Regions from separate parts of the Homo sapiens genome. Here region 1 is linked to region 2. The links are chromatin loops, found by intact Hi-C in ENCODE. Cell type or tissue: psoas muscle. All regions are shown on one strand. Links, peaks and the distances in the headings refer to the core of each region. The heading gives the core; the rest is flanking DNA. Region 1 overlaps TECPR1 (tectonin beta-propeller repeat containing 1). Region 2 holds the start of LMTK2 (lemur tyrosine kinase 2).

Region 1 (10,600 bases), core at 3,302-5,801, 140 kb after region 2:
CGCTGGGGGTGACACCCTGCCGGAAGTACACGGCTCGGTCCTCACAGCCAATGCCCCACACCTGGAAGAGAGAGGCTGTGTTCCGAGGAATCTGGGCGCAGGCCCGGGGGCTCTTCTCGCTTCCTAGGGGTGCAAAATGCAGGCAGGGTCCTCCATGTGCAGGTGTGTGTGGGCTGGGAAGGTCCATGCTGGGGCTGTGTGGTGGGCACAGAAGTCAAATACTGGAAGGGGGCTCAGGAGAAGCTGCGACCTGGTCCCGTCTCCCTGACCTCAGGCAGACCCAGGGTTTCAAGGTGACAAGGTCCACGGGAAGTGGCGGGGCTGGGGGACGCTGTGTTAGGAAATGAGGTTCACCTGCCTCCCTGTCTTGCGTGTGCCCTCTGGTGGGAAGCAGATGCCCCCAGTGAACCCAGAGGTGGTCCTGGTTTTGTTGTCTTTGTTTTTTGTTGTTGAGACAGAGTCTTGCTCTGTCACCCAGGCTGGAGTGCAATGACGCAGTCTTGGCTCACTGAAACCTCCGCCTCCAGGGCTCAAGTGATTCTCCTACCTCAGCCTCCCAAGTAGCTGGGATTACAGGCTCCCATCACCACACCCAGCTAAGTTTTGTTTTGTTTTGTTTTGTTTTTGAGATGGAGTCTTGCTCTGTCACCCAGGCTGGAGTGCAGTGGCGTGATTTCGGCTCACTGCAACCTCCGCCTCCCAGCTTCAACCGATTCTCCTGCCTTAGCCTCCAGAGTGGCTGGGATTACAGTCACGTGCTACCACGCCCAGCTAATTTTTGTATTTTTAGTAGACACAAGGTTTCACTGTGTTGGCCAGGCTGGTCTCAAACTCCTGACCTCAGGCGATCCACCCACTTCACCCTCCCAAAGTGCTGGGATTACAGGCGTGAGCCACTGTGCCCGGAATGTTTTTGGTTTTTTTTAGAGATAGGATCTCACTCTGTCACCCAGGCTGGAGTGCGGTGGTGCAATCATGCATGGCTCATTACAGCCTTGACCTCCTGGGCTCAGGCAATCCTCCTGCCTTGGCCTCCTGAGTAGATGGGACTACAGGTGCACACCACCACACTTGGCTAATTTTTAAATTTTTGTAGAGATGGGGTCTCACTATATTGCCCAGGCTGGTCTCAAACTCCTAGGCTCAAGTGGTCCTCCCACCTTAGCCTCCTAAAGTGCTGGGATTTACAAGTGTGAGCCACCACACCTGGCCGTGGTGTTTTTTTTTTAAGATGTAAAGTAACTTCCCTGATTCTGACCTCACTTTCCATGGAAAAGGTTTCTGGGTAGGCATCCTACTCTCTGCCTTTGGGCAAGAAGTAAGGTTTGCTAAAGGGCCTAGGTGGCCTGGCTAGGTAGGCTGTGGCGTCTCTGTCCCTTGGCCCTGGCAGGCTCGCCTTGGGTTCAGCACCCCTGTGCACTAGCAGGTGCCTGTCTCCCCCTGGCCTCTGGGTGCTGTGCCACCGGGGGGGTGGGAGGAGGGTGTGGCAGCAGAGGGAAGCCTGGCACCTCAGAAAGAACTTCTTGCTCAGTACAATGGAGTGGGGGGCTCTCCTACAGTGGGAAGCGGCCACTAGGCTATTGGGTGGCATCAGGAGCCCCCATTCTGAGACCCCTGCTGTTTAGGGGCTGCAGACCCACGTGCACACCTGGTCGTTCATTCCCACGTTCACCATCGTCATCTCACCAACCATCTCAATCCAACTGGTGCCGCAGGGATTGTGAGAGTTGACGCCTCTTCGGAACCACACCTGGGGGAGTCAGAAATAAACATGCCTTCCTGGAGGGCCACTGAAACAGACGGTTCGTTCGTTTAAGCCTCAGGGAGAACAAGTGAATAATTTGATCCTTTGGTTCACGTCGCAAATGAGCAGTGGTACATCATTTAGCGAGGAAGCCCTTATCCGTGATCCACGCCGCTCTTCCCACACCCTGACCGCATCTCCTGTGCCTGGCACTGTCCCACGAGGGCTGAGGGTCCTCTGGCCTCAGCCACATGTGTCCTGGCAGCTTCCTGCCCATTCTCCAGCCTAACGCTTGGAAAAGGCTACTTTATTTGAATTGAGTTGGTCCCTGTGAAAGACAACGGCCTTAATACTGTTATTTAGGAAAACTAGTTTTTAAAAAGCTCATTATTAGAAAAAACAAGACCCCTATTTTGGGTCTATTCTTAGTACTTCAAGAAATACTTAAAGTGAAGTATTTTCATGTCGACGTGTAAAAATACACACACTCCCACTAGATTTTCCCAGACTGTCTGTGGCTCTGTGATTCAGCGGCTGGTCATGCTCCACCCCGCCACCCGGCATTCCATCAGGGCTCTTCTTATACATTCTCCATGGTGGCCTGGGAGGCCCCGTTAGTCTCAGACCTACTGGAGACCTTGTGCTATTAGAATGCCTGAGATGCTGCCAGACACGGTGGCTCACACCTGTAATCCCAACACTTTGGGAGGCTGAGGCGGGTGGATCACCTGCGGTCAGGAGTTGGAGACCAGCCTGAACAACATGGTGAAACCCTGCCTCTACTAAAAAATACTACAAATACTAGTCAGGTGTGGTGGTACACGCTTGGAACCCCAGCTACTTGGGAGGCCATGGCAGGAGAATCGCTTGAATCCAGGAGGTGGAGGTTACAGTGAGCTGAGATCGGGCCACGGCATTCCAGCCTGGGTGACGGAACGAGACTCTGTCTCAAATTAAAAAATAAAAAAAAGAAATCCAATGTTGCCCATTTAATCCAAAGAAAGTGACACATGGCTGTAAGAGGGGCTTGGAAGTTGTGGTCTCTGGGAAGTGGGGTGACCAGGATCCAATGTGGGGGACAGTCTGGTCTGTATTTTTGTGGGCTGGGAGTGGCCTCAGACTCTGAGAGCTTCAGCACTGGAGATACAGATGCAGACGTGTGGGCCGTCCATCCCCCGGGCCAGGGAAACCCCCTTGACAAGCAGTTAGAAAAACCCTGTGACTGGCCAGGCACGGTGGCTCATGCCTGTAATCCCAGCACTTTGGGAGGCTGAGGCGGGCGGATCATGAGGTCAGGATATCGAGACCATCCTGGCTAACTCGGTGATACCCCATCTCTACTAAAAATACAAAAAATTAGCCGGGCGTGGTGGCGGGCGCCTGTAGCCCCGCTACGAGGGAGGCTGAGGCAGGAGAATGGCGTGAACCCGGGAGGCGGAGCTTGGAGTGAGCAGAGATTGCGCCACTGCACTCCAGCCTGGGTGACAGAGCGACACTCCGTCTCAAAAAAAACAAACAAAAGAAAAACCCTGTGAGTAATCGGAAATCGGCTGGTTTTATTGGACTTGCCGCTGATAAGATGCAAAAGACAAGCAGTGACTAGAGGATGGGGAGGCGCTTGGTTAATCAAGGGCTTCAGGAAATTCGCTTCCGATTCTTCGAAATGTTGCAGCCTATTAGGTGATACTTGCAGTTGCTGCATTTGGGTACCAGCGTGTGGGTGGAAGAGGATTTTACGGCACAAAACGTCCTGGAGATTGGCAACAATTTCAGCAACAAACAATGCATGGTGCTCAGCTGGTGCCGGATTTGTTCTAATGGGTTTTTCTTTTTTGAGACGGAGTCTTTCTCGTTGCCCAGGCTGGAGTGCTATAGTGCAATCTTGGCTCACTGCAACCTCCACCTCCCAGGTTCAAGCAATTCTCCTGCCTCCCAAGTAGCTAGGATTACAGGTGCCCGCCACCATGCCCAGCTAATTTTTTGTATTTTTAGTAGAAACAAGGTTTCACCATGTTGGCCAGGCTGGTCTTGAACTCCTGACCTCAGGCAATCTGCCCACCTAGGCCTCCCGATGTGCTGGGATTACAGACGTGAGCCACTGCACCCGGCCTGGGTTTTTCTTTTTTTTTAATTTGAGACAGGGTCTCGCTCTGTCACCCAGGCTGGAGTCCAGTGGTGTGATCACAGCTCACTGCAGTCTCCAACTCCTGGGCTCAAGTGATCCCCCAGCCTCATCCCCATCTTACCTTCCAGTCCTTGGTGACAGCCCAGACCACGCTGACTCCCACCGAGATGTGCATGACCCCGTTTTCAGATCCAGGAGGCTCCACGATGGACCAGGAACTTCCTACCGGGCCCCCAAGAAACCCCCAGTGGCCCCCATCAGCCTGGACAGCTGGGGAGCGAGTGACCCTCACCCTTCTCCCCAGTACAGGGTATGTGGGTGGGGGAGCCGGGCTGCCCACCTTTGGGATTGCTCCTGTTGATTCCTTCCCGGACCAGGGCCTGTCCCTCCCAGAGTGTGGCCCACAGGAGGTCGTGGGGCCCACAGCTGATCTGAACCACCTCCCCGGGGGTGTCCAGCAGGGACCAGGAGGACCCTTCGGGGTTGGAGTGGCTGACGTCCTCTCTGTACCACACCTGGGAGGCAAGACAGGGACACAGCACCTGCATCAACTCATTCACACCAGCCAAGCACGGGGGTCTCGGTGTGGTAGGGGGTAGGACCCATGTCCCCTGACCGTCCAGATCTCACTCCCTGCCCCCTACCCCGGCCAAAAAACGCAAACCCTGGATTCCGGTGGTCCTGAGGGATACACTTGTTCCATTCATCTGTTTGGGGTGATGCCCCCAACCCAGCCCACTCATGGACACCCACCCACCACCTGATTCCAGTCTCAGGCATGTGGGTCTCCGGCCACTCTGGCCAGCCCGTGTGTCCCATGCCCCCTTGTGGCGATGTGCTCTCAGGACACCCGGCTCCAGGGGAGGCTCCAACTCCCATTCATAAACTATCTAAGACGTCAGTTCTTTTTTCCTTCACTGAATGGTTAAGACTGGGAGCAACGTGCTCAGAGCGTCTGAACTGTTTGGCTCATTTTAGCTGGGGGAGACTACATGTCACTTCGTGATCCAGAAAGGGCAAGGGACCCTCCCCATAGGGCTGTCTTCAGACAGGGGACCCAGCCTCCCAATCCTGCCACCATCCCCCTACAGCAGGCCCTGCAGGACCAGGCCTAGGAGCCTCCCTTCGGCTAGCAGGTGGCCCATCTGTCTCCCCAGCTTCTACAGAAGCCCAGGTCCTGGTGCCACCTCTCATGGACCACAGGTGTGGTGCAGGCAGCACCAGCTCACGGCCGACATTCCAGGACACAAACGCTGCTCTGCAGCCCCTGTTCTCCCCTCTCTCTCTTTGCATCCAGATGGCCATGGCCCCCCGATGGGGGCTCAGTCCTGGGGCAGCTCCCTCACTCTGCCCGGCCCCTCGCCACCGCCCTTCAGCAGGGCTGAGGAAGCAACTGTGTTCGCCTGTTCCCAGGCCAACGTGGCCGCAGAGGGGGGCTGCGACAAAACTGGCAACTTCTGAATAACTGCTAAGCCCACTGGGGAGCTGTGGTCAATGCGTGGTGAGAGCGACTGAAGAATCCTGCTGTGCAACAGAAAGCCATGACTCGAGTGTCAGCGCCCTGAGTTCAGGACCCTCGGGGCCTCTGCTGCCCTCAGGGGCTGCTTCGATTCCTCTGCTTAGTTCACAAACTCCTTGAGACAGGATTGCCTCTCTCTAAACAGCCACAGATCCACTACCCACCTACCCACCCACCCATCCATCCATCCATCCACACATCTGTCCACCTGCACACACCTTCCATCCATCCACACATATAACCACCTATCCATCTATCCATACACCCACTCACCCACTCACCCACCCACCTACACACCCATCCATCCATCCACACACCCACCCACCCATCCATCCACCCATCTATCCATCCATCCGCACACCCACCCATCTGTCCATCTGCACATACCTTCCATTCATCCACACATATACCCACCTATCCATCTATCCATACACCCACTCACCCACTCACCCACCCACCCACACAGCCATCCATCCATGCACACACCCATCCATCCATCTACACACCCACCCACCCATCCACCCACCCACCCATCCATCCATCCATCCACCCATCCATCCATCCGCACACCCACCCATCTGTCCATCTGCACATACCTTCCATTCATCCACACATATACCCACCTATCCATCTACCCATACACCCACCCACCCACTCACCCACCCATCCACACACCCATCCGCCCATCCACACACCCACCCACCCATCCATCCACACATCCACCCACACCCATCCATCCATCCACCCACCCATCCACCCATCCATCCACACACCCACCTATCCATCCTTCTGCCCACACACCCACCCATCCACCCATCCATCCACACACCCACCTATCCATCCATCTGCCCACACACCCACCCATCCACCCATCCATCCACACACCCACCTATCCATCCTTCTGCCCACACACCACCCATCCGTCCAGTGGCACACCTTCTGTCACCCACACACCCACCCCCACACTATTCCTGAAGACTGTGGGAGGCACCAGCAGGGAGCTCAGAAACTGTCTTGAGGAGGCCGCATTGATGTGCCTGAGCTGAGGCTGGGCACTGATCAGCACGCTGGGGGCTCGGAGGAGAGAAAGGCCAGGAGCAGGCATGGGGTGGGGGGGCCGGGGCTCCGGGGAGGAGCAAGACCCAGGGGGTGCACAGGACAGGACCCACAGGAGGTGGGATCGTGGGGAGCCAGGGCAGGGAGAGGGGTTGGCCTTACCTTGCCCTGCAGAGACACAGCCCACACTGACAGGCGGCCCACAGGCTCCTCCGTGATCTCCCAGCCCCCTACAGAGAGGTCGTTGAAGGGGTCGGGCAGCTCCTTGGGGTCATCCTTCGAGGGGATCTGAAGGAAGGAAGTGAGAAATGGTAGCAGTCAGCGCCCAGTGGGCACCTGGGCATGCACCCACCTCCCGCCCGCCTGCCATCCGGACTTCCATTCTTCAGCCCAGCCTGCAGCTGCCTTAATTCACAGGGAAGGCAGCATCAGGACTGTGGGGGCCCCTGCCCGGCTAATTTTTGTATTTTCAGTAGAGACGTGGTTTCACCATGTTGGCCAGGCTGTTCTCAAACTCCCGGCCTCAAGTGATCCACCTGCCTTGGCTTCTCAAGTGCTAGGATTACAGGCATGAGCCATCACACCCAGCCTCTACAAAAAATTTAAAAGTTAACCGGGCATGGTGGTGCATGCCTGTAGTCCCAGCTACTAGGGAGGCTGAGGTGGGAGGATTGCTTGAGCTCAGGAGTTCCAGGCTGCAGTGAGCTGTGACTGTACCACTGCACTCAACAGAGTGCAACAGAGCGAGACCCTATCTCTAAAAAGAAAAAAAAATAGGGCCAGCTCCCTGGTCTCCTGGCTTCTCCCAGTCCCAGGGGCAGCCCCACCTGACAGCCCTGTATGTCCCAGGGAGGCCTCCACTCATTGGAGGCCACGCCAAGACCTGGGTCCAGTGCTGTGCTCCCTAAGCTGGGAGGTTCTTCTGGGTCATGGAGCAACGCTAGAGCCAGAGGTGCCTCCCTTGGCTGAGGGGGAGGACAAAGTGCCAGATGGAGGCTCAGTCTGGGACAGAGCAGCTTGGACACCAGGGTCAGGGCAAGTTCTGTGCTGTCCTGGGCCTGGCCTGGCTCCCTGTGTGACTATCTCCCAAGTGAAGGGACACGCAGTGTCGTGGTGTTCCCGGGACAGGAAACAGCTCAAAGGCCAGGTCCCGAGGTGGGCGTGGTGTCCCCTGGTGCACACAGGTGGGGAAGGTGGAGAGGAGGCTGCATGTGACACTCTGTCCTGGCCCTATCCTGCCCCCAACCCACATTCAGGAACAGAGACCTTGGCCCAGATGTCCCGGGACTTGTATCTCCTGTACCGGATCCACTTCCGGCGCCGCACACAAGAATTCCACTTCTTGTCTTTCGTGTAGGTGGCGGGAAAGTCGATGGCGTACGTCCACCCCTGAAACACCAAGGAAGGGGCTCTCAGGCTCTGCGGGGAAGGCATTTGAAGAGCTGGGGAAGGTGGGGAGGGAGGGTGTGGCCTGAAACACCCGAGCTCAGGCACCACAGGGTGCAGGGGACAGAAGCAGGGACAGGCGGGAGGCACCCCCTCCCCACAGGGCAGTCATGGAGGGTCCCAAGTTCACCTACCCCTTTCTCAGTGGGTTCACCTCCAAAATTCTCATCCACGTACCAGTCAGACTCCCACTCCCAGTGCGGCGAGGGCAGTGCCACCCTGTCCAGCGGCCGGTGCTGGAGCCCACTCACGTCACTCCACCCCCAGCGGTCACTCAGCAGGAGCTTCTCACAGAAGCCGCCCATGGGATTCCAGCGCTGAGGGCCGGGGACACAGAGGCGGCCTTGGACCCAAGCCTGCTGGGCGGGAACCCAGGCGGGCCAGGCATCTCCAGGACCAGCTGACCCTGCCCAGCCGACCCCCTCATTGATCTCCAGAATAGGAAGTGAGCAGAGGGCCTGTGTGGGACCCAGCAACTGGGGACCCCCATGCCACTTCATCATGAGCCAGCAAGTACATCAGCACAGCCCCAAAGGGCAAAGAACCTCCTGCCAGCCACGGCGCTGTGAGCAGGGCAGGCGGTGGAGGGCACACCTTGTCCTAGGCTCCCAGAAACCACTGGAGCCTGCCCTCGTGGGGACCTGGCCAGACTGCTTTGGTGAGGACACAATAGTGGCTTCAGCCTCAAAGACCCTGGATACTATGCAACTTGAATTTTTTTTGGAGGGGCGGGGTGCAGGGGGACAGGGTCTTGCTCTGTTGCCCAGGCTGGAGTGCAGGGCACGATTATGGCTCACTACAGCCTTGACCTCCCTGGCTCAAGTGATCCTCCTGCCTCAGCCTCCTAAGTAGCTGGGACTAAAGGTGCACACCACCACACCCTGCTAATTCTTGTATTTTTTTTGTAGAGGCAGAGATTCACCATGATGCCTAGGCTGGTCTCAAACTCCTGAGCTCAAGCGATCTGCCCGCCACAGCCTTCCAAAGTGCTGGGATTACAGGCGTGAGTCACCACGCCTGGCAGCAACACAGATTTTAAGTACAAGGAAGGAAATGAAGGCAGGAACTGGTGGGGAATCTGGGGCCTCTATTTCCCTTCTGTGGTTCATCATTTTAACCAATAACCCAGCGAACTGACCCGCTCGGCAACTCCAACCATGAGGGTCACTACCTGATTCTCATAGGCCTCCTCTCGGCGGCGGATGGGGACATCGCTGGCACACACATACACGTAGACCTGGTTGTCACAGGCAATGCCCCAGCAGCACTGCGTGGTGGCGCTGACGCGCTTGAACTCCAGCTGGGAGTCCTTGCACATTTCCCAGTACTGGCCTGCTGTGGACAGCGTGTACACTCTCCCGAAGAGGTCCACCGCCCACAGCACTGAGTTGGGCATGGCAGCGGCTGGAGGTAACCTGCGGCAGGAGGACGAGGGCCAGCGTTCAGGCTCCCAGCCCAGGGGACATCAGAGTCATGTGAAACCTGGGAGACTTCTACTGTGACTATTTATTCTTTTTCTCTTTTTTTTTTTTTTTAGATGGAGTCTCACTCTGTCACCCAGGCTGGAGTGCAGTGGCGCAATCTTGGCTCACTGCAACCTCCACCTCCAGGGTTCAAGCAATTCTCCTGCCTCAGCCTCCCAAGTAGCTGGGATTATAGGCACCTGCCACCATACCCAGCTAGTTTTTGTATTTTTAGTAGAGACGGGGTTTCGCCACATTGGCCAGGCTGGTATCGATCTCCTGACCTTGTGATCTGCCTGCCTCAGCCTCCCAAAGTGCTGGGATTACAGGCGTGAGCCACCGCGCGTGGCCAACTGCTTATTCTTTCTTTTTTTGTTTATTTTTTTGAGACGGAGTCTCGCTCTGTTGCCCAGGCTGGAGTGCAATGGCACGATCTTGGGATCTTGGCTCACTGCAACCTCCACCTCCCAGGTTTTCTCCTGCCTCAGCCTCCCCAGTAGTTGGGACTACAGGTGCACGCCACCACGCCTGGCTAATTTTTGTATTTTTAGTAGAGACATGATTTCACCATGTTGGACAGGCTGGTCTCGAACTCCTGACCTCAGGTGATCCACCTGCCTCTGCCTCCCGAAGTGTTGGGATTAGAGGCATGAGCCACCACGCCCGGTCTCTTTTTTGTTTTTGAAAGAATTTAAAAATAGATCACTTGAGGCCAGGAGTTCAAGACCAGCCTGGTCAACATGGTGAAACCTCATCTCTACTAAAAATACAAAAATTAGCCAGGCACAGTAGTGTGTGCCTGTAGTCGCAGCTACTCAGGTGGCTGAGGCAGGATAATGGCTTGAACCCGGGAGATGGAGGTTGCAGTGAGCAGACACAGTGCCACTGCACTGCAGCCTAGGTGACAGAGGGAGACCCTGTCTCAAAAAAAAAGAATTTAAAAAGTAGAGACAGGGTCTTGCTCGGTCACCCAGGCTGGAGTGCAGTGGTTTGATTACAACTCGTTGCGGCCTCGAACTCCTGGGCTCAAGTGATCCTCCTACCTCAGCCTCCTGGGACAACAACAGACATGCACCACCATACCCAGCTAATTAAAAATTTTTTTTTTGTAGAGACAGAGTCTCACTATGTTGCCCAAGCTGGTCTCAAACTCCTAGTCTCAAGCAATCCTCCCATCTCGGCCTCCCAAACTGCTAGGATTACAGCCTTGAGCCACCATGCCTGGCCAGATCTTTGTTTTCAAAAGA
Region 2 (10,600 bases), core at 3,500-5,999:
CCACAGCTCATCACATCATATCAAAAATACATAGTATCAACATGGCTTAACAGTGTTGATGCAGACCTTGTCAGGTTTCTCCACACTTTGGTAAAACTACTCCCCCCACCCCCACACTATACTTTGTTCATTTTTATTCATTTGGTTTTCCTTCTACTCCTCAGACTGGATGATCTCAATTTACCTATTTTCAAGTTCATTGATGCTTTTTTCTGTCAGCTCAAATCTGCTATTGAGTCCTTCTAGTGAATTTTAAATGTCAGTTATTGTACTTCTCAACTCCAGAATTTTTATTGGGTTCTTTTTAAAGTAACTGCTGTCTCTTTGTCAATATTCTCTTTTTTTAAGTAATTGTGTGCACAGGTAATGAACTCCCTTTTTTGAAGTATAATTCAATAGCTTTAAACATATTTACAGATAAAATTTTAGAACATTTTCATCATCCCCCAAAGAAATTCCATACCCATTAGCAGTCATTCCTCATTTCTTCCCCACCCTGTCAGCCCCAGGCAATTACTAATCTATTCCCTTCCCTCTTCAGCCCCTGGCAAACACTAACTTACTTTCTGTCTGTATGGATTTGCCTATGCTAGACATTTCATAAAAATTGAATCATACAATATTTGGTCTTTTCTAACTGGCTTTGTTCACTAAGCATTATATATTTAAAGTTTACCCATGGTGTACCACATATCAATACTTCATTCCCTTTTTTGTTGGTGACTAATATTCTATTTTAAGGATATACTATATTTTGCTAATCCATTCATCAGTTGATGGACATCTGGGTTATTTCTACCTTTGGGCTATTATAAATAATTCTGCTATGAACATTTGTGGGAAAGGTTTTATATAGACATACATCTTCAATACTTTTAGGTATATACCAGGAATAGAACTGCTGGGTAATATTGTACCTCTGTATTTAACATTTTAAGGAACTACCAGACTGTTTTCCAAAGCAGCAATACCATTTTACATTCTCATTTGTAATGCATGAGAGTTCCAACTTTTCTACAACCTCACCAGTCTTGTGTCTCATATTTTAAAAATTAGACCTGTCTTTTTATAAACTAAAACCATCCTATTGTGCATGAAGTGGCATTGATTTGCATTTCCCTGATGGCTAAAGATGTTGAGCATCTTTTCATTTGTTTATTGTTCATCTGTATATCTTCTTTGAAGAAATGTGTATTCATACCCTTTTGCCTAGTTCTTAATTAGGCTGACCAGGTGCTGTGGTTCATGTCTGTAATCCTGACACTTTGGGAGGCCGAGGGGGGGTGGATCATTTGAGGTCAGGGGTTCAAGACCAGCCTGGCCAACATGGCAAAACCCTGTCTCTACCAAAAATACAAAAATTAGCTGAGCGTTGTGGCACATGCCTGTAGTCTCAGCTACTCGGGAGGCTAAGGCAGGAGAATCACTTGAACCCAGAAGGCAGAGGTTGCAGTGAGCCAAGATTGCACCACTGCACTCCAGCCTGGATGACAAAGTGAGACTCTGTCTCAAAAAAAAAAAAAAAAATTAATTGGGCTATTTGTCTTCTTGTCATTGAGTTGTTAAGACTTCTTTTTGTAATTTTTTTTTTTTTAAATTTTTGGTGTTTGGTTTGGGAGGTATTTTGTTGTTTTCTTATTTTTTATTTATTTTATTTTTTGAGATGGGGTTTCTCTATTTGCCCAGGCTGGTCTTGAACTCTCAGGCTCAAGCAATCCTCCTGCCTCAGCCTCCCAAGTAGCTGGAATTACAGGCATGTGCTACTGTGCCCAACTTGTAAGAGTTCTTTTTGTATTCTAGATGCAAGTAACTTATCATATATATGGATTTCACATATTTTCTTTCATTTTGTGGGTTATCTTTTTACTTTCTTGGTTGTGCTTTTTGAATCACAAAAGTTTTAAATTTTGAAGCCAAATTTATCTATTTTTTCTTTGTTTGCTTGTGCTTATAGTATCCTATCTCTGAAACAAACCTAATCCAAAGTAATAAGGATCTATGCCTACATTTTCTTGTAAGATTTTCATAGTTTTAGCTTTTGCATTAGGTTCTTGATCTATTTTTAGTTAATTTTTGTACATGACATTAGGTAGGGGCCGATCATCATCATTCTTTAGCATGTGGATATCCACTGTCTCACAGCATTTGTTAAGAAACTATTCTTTTCCATTGAATTGTCCTATACCCTGGTTGAAAATCAATTGACTGTCAATCTTAAGATTTATTTGTAGACCCCTAATTATATTGTTTGATGTATAATGTCAGTGCCACACTGTTTTGATTACTATAGTTTTGGAATATATTTTGAAGTCAGAAAATGTGAATCTTCCAACTTTGTCTCCTGAACCCTGCCCAAGATTGTTTTGACTATTCTGGGGCCCTTAAATTTCCATATGAATCTTAGGATCAGCTTCTCAATTTCTGAAAAGAATCCAGAGGGAATGGATGGGAATCACATTAGATCTATAGATCAATTTGGAGAGTATTGCCTTAACAATATTGTCTTTTGATCCAGGAACATGGGATGTCTTTCCATTTATTGAGGTCTTCTTTATTGTTTTTCAATCAACCGTTAATTCTTTAGACATATTTATAATAATTATTATTATTTAATTGTAATAATTATAATTTAAAGTCTTTGTCTATTAAGTCCAACTTCTCAGCATCTGATATGGCTTGGCTCTGTGTCCCCACTCAAATCTCATCTTGAATTGTACTTCCCATGCATTGTGGGAGGGACCTGGTGGGGGATAATTGAATCATGGGGGTGGTTTCCCCCATACTGTTCTTGTGGTAGTGAATAAGTCTCACAAGATCTGATGGTTTTATCAGGGGGTTCCACTTTTGTGTCTTCCTCATTCCCTCTTTGCCTGCCGCCATCCATGTAAGACAGCACTTGCTCCTCCTTGCCTTCTGCCATGATTGTGAGACTTCCCCAGCCATGTGGAACTGTAAGTCCAATTAAATATCTTTTTTTTTTTTTTTTTTTGAGACAGATTCTTGCTCTGTCTCCCAGGCTGGAGTGCAGTGGTGCCACCTTGGCTCACTGCAAGCTCTGCCTGCCGGGTTCACACCATTCTCTCACCTCAGCCTCCCAAGTAGCTGGGACTACAGGCGCCTGCCACCATGCCCGGCTAATTTTGTTTTTGTATTTTTAGTAGAGACGGGGTTTCACTGTGTTAGCCAGGATAGTCTCCTTGATCTCCTGACCTCGTGATCCGCCTGCCTCGGCCTCCCAAAGGCCTGGGGTTACAGGCATGACCGCTCCACCCGGCCATTAAATCTCTTTCTTTTGTAAATTGCCCAGTCTTGGTGAGTATGTCTTTATGAGCAGCATGAAAATGGACTAATACAGAATCCTCAGGGAAAGTTTTTGTTGTCTAATTTTTCATCCTGTGTATGAAGCATATTTTCTTGTTTCTTTTTCTGTCTTGTAACAATTTTTCGAAAACTGGACATTTAAAATTGCATAATGTGGAAACTCTGGAATAGGTTTTCCCTGATATTCCCCTTCCACAGGGTTTGCATTGTTGGTGCTGTTTGTTATTGCTGTTGCTGCCATCATTCATTTTTAAAGGGCCTTTCCTGGTCTAATTCTGTATTTTGAAAAATTTGTGAATGGCCACCAAAGTCTCTGTTTAGTTAGCTTAGTGGTCAGCTAATGACTACAGAGATATCCTTAAATTCTTTTTTTTTTTTTTTTTTTTTTTTTTTGATATAGAGTTTTGCTCTTGTCATCCAGGCTGGAGTGCAGTGGTGTGATCTCGGCTCACTGCCACCTCTGCCTCCTGGGTCCAAGTGATTCTCCTGCCTCAGCCTCCCGAGTAGCTGGGATTACAGGCGCGTGCCACCATGCCCAGCTAATTTTTGTATTTTTAGTAGAGACAGGGTTTCACTATATTGGCCAGGCTGGTCTCAAACTCCTGACCTCAGGCGATCTGCCCAACTTGGCCTACCAAAGTGCTGGGATTACAGGCGTGTGCCACTGTGCCTGGCCTCCTTAAATTATTTGAGCCAATATGTCTCCCTGGTTTTGCTAAGAGTCTCTGTATGTGTGTTGGAGCATGCATCTGATGCTCTGGCAGTTTAAAATTCTGCCCCAGTCCTTACTGTGCTTGCACAGCCTCATGATCAACTAGGAATGAGAAACGAGGGCCTTCTCATGTATTTCCTAGCCATGTTCATAGCCTTGTACATGCACATGGCTTTCTAGATTTCCAATAATATGGTGGATCTTTTCAAAGCTCCCAATGACATATTATTCCCTAGATTTTTCTTTTAAGTTTCTCATCAGCCAACTGGTATCACTGGCTCAGGCAATTGCAATGTTAAACAGTTGTCACTGATTATTTTCAACAAACAGGATAGGACTATTTTCACTGAGGCATTTCTGAGTCATATCAAATGAAGAAAAGCCCTGAAAATAGTGCCTTTCTAAGGAGCTGCCAGACAGGTCAGATAGTCACAGTTCTTTGGGGATACAGGTTTTGGGGGAGCTCCAAACCTATTCTGCCCCCTCTGGTAGCTGCTAGCCTGCTTATTTCCACAGTTCCCATGGTGGTGAAGTTGCTGGTTTTCAAGGCTATCACAGAGGTGGGGAGAGAAGAATGGAAATAGGGCAAGTAAAAATTTCATGAAGCTCATTATTCTTATGAGATTTGGCCATTTTCCTTTTCTTTATTTTAAGAGACAGGGTTTCACTATGTAGCACAGGCTGGAGTGCAGTGGTGGAATCACAGTTCACTGCAGCCTCAAATTTCTGGGCTGAAGCAATCCTCCCATCTCAGCCTGCCAAAGTGCTGGGACTACAGGCATGTGCCACTGTGCCTGGCTAATTATTTATTTTTAGTAGAGATTGGGGTCTCACTATGTTACCCAGGCTGCTCTCAAACTCCCAGGCTCAGGTGATCCTCCTACCTCAGCCTCCCAAAGTGTTCGTATTACGGGCGTGAGCCACCACACCTGGCCTCAGCCATTTTTCTTTAACAAATTGACTCATGATATTGCAAACCTCTGGCAAATTCCTAGAGTTCTGAAGAAGTTTATGTGGACAATTTTGCTAGTGCTCTTCTTGCCTTCCATTCTTCAAGTATCAGTCCATTCTTGCATTGCTATAAGGAATACCTAAGATTGGGTAATGTATAAAGAAAAGAGGTTTAATTGGCATATGGTTCTGCAAGTTGTACAGGAAGCATGATGCTAGAATCTGCTTGGCTTCTGAAAGGCTTCAGAAAACTTACTATGATGGCAGTACGCAAAGGAGGAGCGAGGCATCTCACACGGTGGGAACAGTAGAGAGAGAGAGGGAGGAGGTGCTACACACTTTTTAAACAACTAGATCTCGTCAAAGATCACTCGCCATCACAAGAACAGCACCAAGAGGATGGCGCTGAACCATTCATGAGAACCCTCTCCCATGATCCGATCACCTCCTACCAGGCCCCACCTCCAAAACTGTGGATTACATCTCCACACATGAGACCGGGTGGGAACACAAGCCCAAATCGTATCCAAATGCTTCCCTCATGACCTTTGTTTTTAAAATAATTTGTTTAATTATACATTTATATAATTTATTTATTTATTTTTGAGATGGAGTCTCACTCTGTTGCCCAGGCTGGAGTGCAATGGCATAATCTCAGCTCACTGCAACCTCTGCCTCCTGGGTTCAAGTGATTCTCCTGCCTCTGCCTCATGAGAAGCCGGGATAACAGGTGCCAGCCACCATGCCCAGGCCATCTTGGCCTGGCTGGCCTTGAACTCCTGACCTCAAGTGATCCACCTGTCTAGGCCTTCCAAAGTGCTGGGATTACAGGCGTGAGCCACTGCCTATAACTTAAATTTTAACAATGGCTGTGTTGAACAACCAATGCGCATAATTCCTGAACATGTTAACAATTGGCTTTCATGAGTTGGCACCAGCAGCTCCAGGACCCCACCAACAGGCCTCCTGGGTGCCCCATTTGATCCAGCTGAGCTCTGTGAACCTTTAGAGTATCTGCTAGGTGCCAGAGCTCCAGAAGTGCTCATCCAATACTAAGCTGACTCCACATCCTTCAGCATCCAGGCCTCAGCCAGAGCTTGCTGGCAGGACAGACACTGGCAGGAGGGTCTTCCAAGCGATAGCTTGGCATGAAGGAAAACTTGAAAGAGGCTTGGCATGAAGGAAAACTTGCAAGAATGGCTGTAAAGGGCTGGGCGTGGTGGCTCATGCCTATAATCCCAACACTTTGAGAGGCCGAAGTGGGCAGATCACTTGAGGTCAGAAGTTCAAGACCAACCTGGCCAACATGGTGAAACCCTGTCTCTCCTAAAAATACAAAAATTAGCCAGGTGTGGTGGCGGGCGCCTGTAACCCCAGCTACTCAGGAGGCAGAGGCAGGAGAATCACTTGAGCATGGGAGGCAGAAGTTGCAGTGAGCCAAGATCACACCACTGTACTCCAGCCTGGGTGACAGAGCGAGACCCTGTTTCAAAAAAGAAAAAAAAAAAAGAATGGCTGTAAAACACTGAAAGATATTGCTTCTAATCTTAGGTATTGATTTCCAAATTGTGCTAAAGGCTGTTTTCTGACTTCTGGGTGAAACTAAACAAAGCCAACAGGTTTTTGTTTGTTTAATAACATCTCTAACTGGAAGTCTTCAAGTATTGAGTAAAGGCATACACGGTGAGGTGGGTGGTGGGGCAAAGGCTGCCTTTAGACATCATCTGGGGGATGTGCACTGTAACCCCTGTTCTGTGAAAGAGGAAAAGAAGTTTGTTTATTTGTTTGTTTGTTTTAACTTTTGGGCTTGCTCAAATAATAGCAAAATCTACTTTGGGATTGTGGTCCAACGTGCTGTTGGAGTGCACTTTAGTTGTAAATAACCACTACCAGGATTATCAGGTAAGGCCTTCCTTAGGCCAGCACTACAGCAGGCAGTCACGAGCCTCCTTGCAGTACACAGTGTGGGTGTCCCTGGCTTCTCTGAACTCAAAGTGAGAAGCTTCCTGATAGAAGTAGAAGTATAGGCTAGGCGCGGTGGCTCATGCCTGTAACCCCAGCACTTTGGGAGGCCGGAGTGGGCAGATCACGAGGTCAAGAGATCGAGACCATCCTGGCCAACATGGTGAAATCCTGTCTCTACTGAAAATACAAAAATTAGCCAGGTGTGGTGGCGGGCACCTGTAGTCCCAGCTACTCAGGAGGCTGAGGCAGGAGAATCGCTTGAACCCAGGAGGCAGAGGTTGCAGTGAGCTGAGATCGCACCACTGCATTCTAGCCTGGTGACAGAGACAGACTCTGTCTCAAAGAAAAAAAAAAAAGAAGTAGAAGTACAACAGGGTGATTGTGTCTCTTTCCTAGACCTTTGCCTTCCTTACCAATTCTGCATATAATCAGCAGAAAGCCGTGAACTTTTTTTTTTTTAAGACAGAGTCTCGCTGTGTCGCCCAGGCTGGAGTGCAGCGGTGTGATCTCAGCTCACCGCAACCTCCGCCTCCTGGGTTCGAGCAATTTTCCTGCCTCAGCCTCCCAAGCAGCTGGGATTACAGGCATGCGTCACCGTGTCTGGCTAATACTTTTTGTATTTTTAGTAGAGATGGGGTATGACCATGTTGGCCAGGCTGGTCTTGAACTCCTGGTCTGAAGTGATTCACCCACCTTGGCCTCCCAAAGTGCTGAGATTACAGGTGTGAGCCACCGTGCCCAGCCAAGCCATGGACTTTTAAATTCAATGTTTCTCGTTCCAGGTATTTGTCTCCTTAGATATTTATTGGCTTGCCTCAATCATCCAACAAATATTCCCTGGGCATCATCTGTGTGTCCAGTGCTGTGTTAACATCATCGACAGCTGGCATTTAGGATGGACATTTGGGGAGTTTGGAGAATTGGGGAGGTTACACTGTTGCCAGGTGGCAAAGTCTCATCTGATAAGATTGAAATCAGCTCCTCTCATGCACACACTGAACCATAGCGCCTCTCCAGAAAAGCTTAGCATTTTCCCAACCCCCATGCCTCTGACCACTATATTACTTGTGTCTGGAGAGTGCTTTCTCTATCCTCTCTGCAGGACTGTGTTCTCACCTCACCTCTTGGTGGGGAGAAGGCCACCCCTGGGAGCTGCTCTGCCCTGGTACCTGGGACCAGGGCCATGCACCATTGCTTTAGAGAACACCTGCTCCGACCCAGGTCCTGCACCAGGGATTTCCCACCAGCTGAATCAGACACAGTTGCTGTCCTCAGGGAGCTTACAGTCACGGGTCAATAGGATACTGCAGCTAGGATAGCAGTCCACACAGGGCCAGGGCGGGGCACTAAGGAGATGACAGTCATTTCTCCTAGAGAGTCATAGATGAAGTCATATGTCAGGTGAGTCTCGACAGATGAAAGGAAGAGTGTCTGCCAGGTGGACAAGAGGCAACAGCTTGAGCTCAGGAGGTGAGTCAGTGGGTGATGCCGAGAGAGGCATTCTCTTGATCAATTCAAGTGAAAAGCCCAAAGCTGTTTGATGGCTGAGAGGATGTGTAGGTCAACTTAAGGAGAAGAGCCTAAAACAGCTCTGACAAGTAAAAAAAAAAAAAAGGCAGAAGACAAGACAGGCCTATTTTTGCATGTTATAAAACACCGAGAAAAAAATATCAGGATGATTGTCATGGTCTTCTTTACATTTTCCTGTATTTTTCAATTTAAAATAATTGTTGGTGTTACCTGCTGCCCACGCACTCCTCCGTCTGCAGGGGGCGCACCGGCCGCCACCGCTCACTCCTTCAGGATGATGGGCGGGGCCTCCTGGGCCGGTGTGGACTGACGAGTGGCTGGCCGCCCTGTCCATCACGACATCCCGCCCCCGCGCTACGTCACATGACGCAGCCCATCATGGCGGCGGGAGCGCGGCTTCCCAGGCCCGCCGCTCCGCAGGGCTGCTGGCGTTGCTGCTGTTGAGAGGCGGCGGCGGCGGCGCAGGCGGGCGGGAAGGATGGTGTTTCTGCGACTGGAGCGGCAGGTGCGGACCGGGAGCCGGACCGAGGTTTGGCAGAAGCAACGTGTGCTCGGGAGCAACCGGCGCGGGTGCCACTGAGGCAGCGGAGGGAGGCAGGATCGACTGACGGGCGAACGGACGGACGGACGGAAGGCGACTCGAGGGCCGGCCCCGGAGCCGCGCCGTGGGCGAGATGCCGGGGCCGCCGGCGTTGCGGCGGAGGCTGCTGCTGCTGCTGCTGGTCCTCCTGATCGCCGGCAGTGCTGGGGCCGCGCCACTTCCGCAAACAGGTGCAGGTGAGCGGGCCCGCGGCGGGGACGGGGCTGCGGGGTCTTCGGCGTGGAGGGGAGGGGGCGGCAGGGCCGGGCCGGCCTCGGCGCCGAGGAATCGGAGGGCCTGCCGGGGGCGGGAAGCCCAGGGAGGCGAGTGATTAGGGAGATTTCTGCCGCAGGGGCGTGGGATTTGGGGGGGCGGGAGCGAGGCGACGTCGTTGGGGCTGGGGAGGGCGGCGGGCGAGGTAGCAGCCACCGACCCCTCCCGGGATAGGCTGCGGTGCCGGCCCTGGACCTGTTGCCTTAAGATCCTCAGCTTATATCGCTTCCTGGCAGTTCAGCTTCCCTTTCCAGATGTCACCTGCCTCTTGTGCTTTTTTTTCGCATCTCATAAGAACCGTTTCTTAGCCCTAATCATACTTAAATGCAAATGACTTGGCGAGCTGTGCGGAGTTTGTTTTCGCTCCTTGCAACTTATTCTGAAGTTGTAAATTGATTTTAGACGCTGTGCTTTTTATTCGGAATGTATCTCCGGGGATGAGAAGGAAACAACTATAAATATTTCTATTTTAGGAAGCCAGTGATTAGAGTAGCAGGCGTTGAATAACTATTGACAAACTGGCTTAAGGGTGATGGAAGTTTCTATTTTAGCTAACGTCAGTGTATGATTTTCTTTTCTCCCCCCCCGCCCATTTTCTCAACATCGTTTTTATTTGGGGTTTATTTTCCTAAATAAAACTTCAACCCAAGAAAACATCCCAAGTTGGGTCATTTTTCTAAAAAGGAAAAAAAAATCTAGGCTAACTTGGCGTTATTGACTGCCGCCATTACCTTTGAAATGGGGAAAGATTGAAATTTCATACATTCATAGAATGTTAGAGTTAGAAGAGACCTTAAAGAAAATTTAGACCAATTTCTTCTTTACGTAGTAGGAGATACTGGGCATGTTGGGTCAAATGACCTACCCAGGGTGACACAGCTTCGTTGTAGGCAGAGCCCCAAAGCCAGGTCTTAGATACCCCTAGTTGTATGATTTTTTTTAAGTCTTGTAACTGTTTTGGAATACTCTCGAGGTCAAGAGTTATTTTGGAATAATGTTAATTGGGTACAGAATGTGGATGTACTGTCTCCAGTAAAGACATATTTTTCAAACAAATCTACGATGAAAGCTACATGTAATTGCTTCCAGAGCTACATCAGGGTTTGTCATTGAGTGCCCTTTAGTTGAACGTTAAATGTCCTCATTGTACCGTATAATGTAGCACTAAATTTCTGTTACTGCCTTAGATCAAATACTTGTGAGGTGAATTCTGTTTTCTGATCCGATAGATAAGAAGAGTAAATGTTATCAGATGTGTATAGGCAACC

The links. Hi-C counts contacts between places; a loop is a spot of excess contacts. Peaks named below come from ENCODE experiments on the same cell type or tissue, not always from the same donor. Only the 100,000 strongest peaks of a DNase experiment are listed, where the experiment ranks them.
Region 1: a loop joins it to region 2, with 4 times the contacts of the local background. A loop is called at or near these places in 23 of 110 quality-filtered maps.

The regions. Positions count from the first base shown.
Region 1 is chr7:98,236,861-98,247,460 of GRCh38, forward strand. It overlaps TECPR1 (tectonin beta-propeller repeat containing 1), which reads right to left. Exons shown (of 26, transcript NM_015395.3): 3 at 9,062-9,305; 4 at 8,025-8,207; 5 at 7,711-7,833; 6 at 6,607-6,732; 7 at 4,210-4,384; 8 at 3,991-4,091; 9 at 1,649-1,750; 10 at 1-61. The coding sequence starts at 9,286. Among named protein-coding and RNA genes, the nearest start is that of TECPR1, 10 kb to the right of the region's middle. RefSeq lists an enhancer at 3,906-4,808. In psoas muscle, for the core only: a CTCF peak has its summit at 4,698 (motif pointing left); a DNase peak (open chromatin) is centred at 4,691.
Region 2 is chr7:98,098,025-98,108,624 of GRCh38, forward strand. It overlaps LMTK2 (lemur tyrosine kinase 2), which reads left to right and starts at 8,838. Exons shown (of 14, transcript NM_014916.4): 1 at 8,838-9,256. The coding sequence starts at 9,154. In psoas muscle, for the core only: no CTCF peak of the experiment used is centred there; no DNase peak of the experiment used is centred there.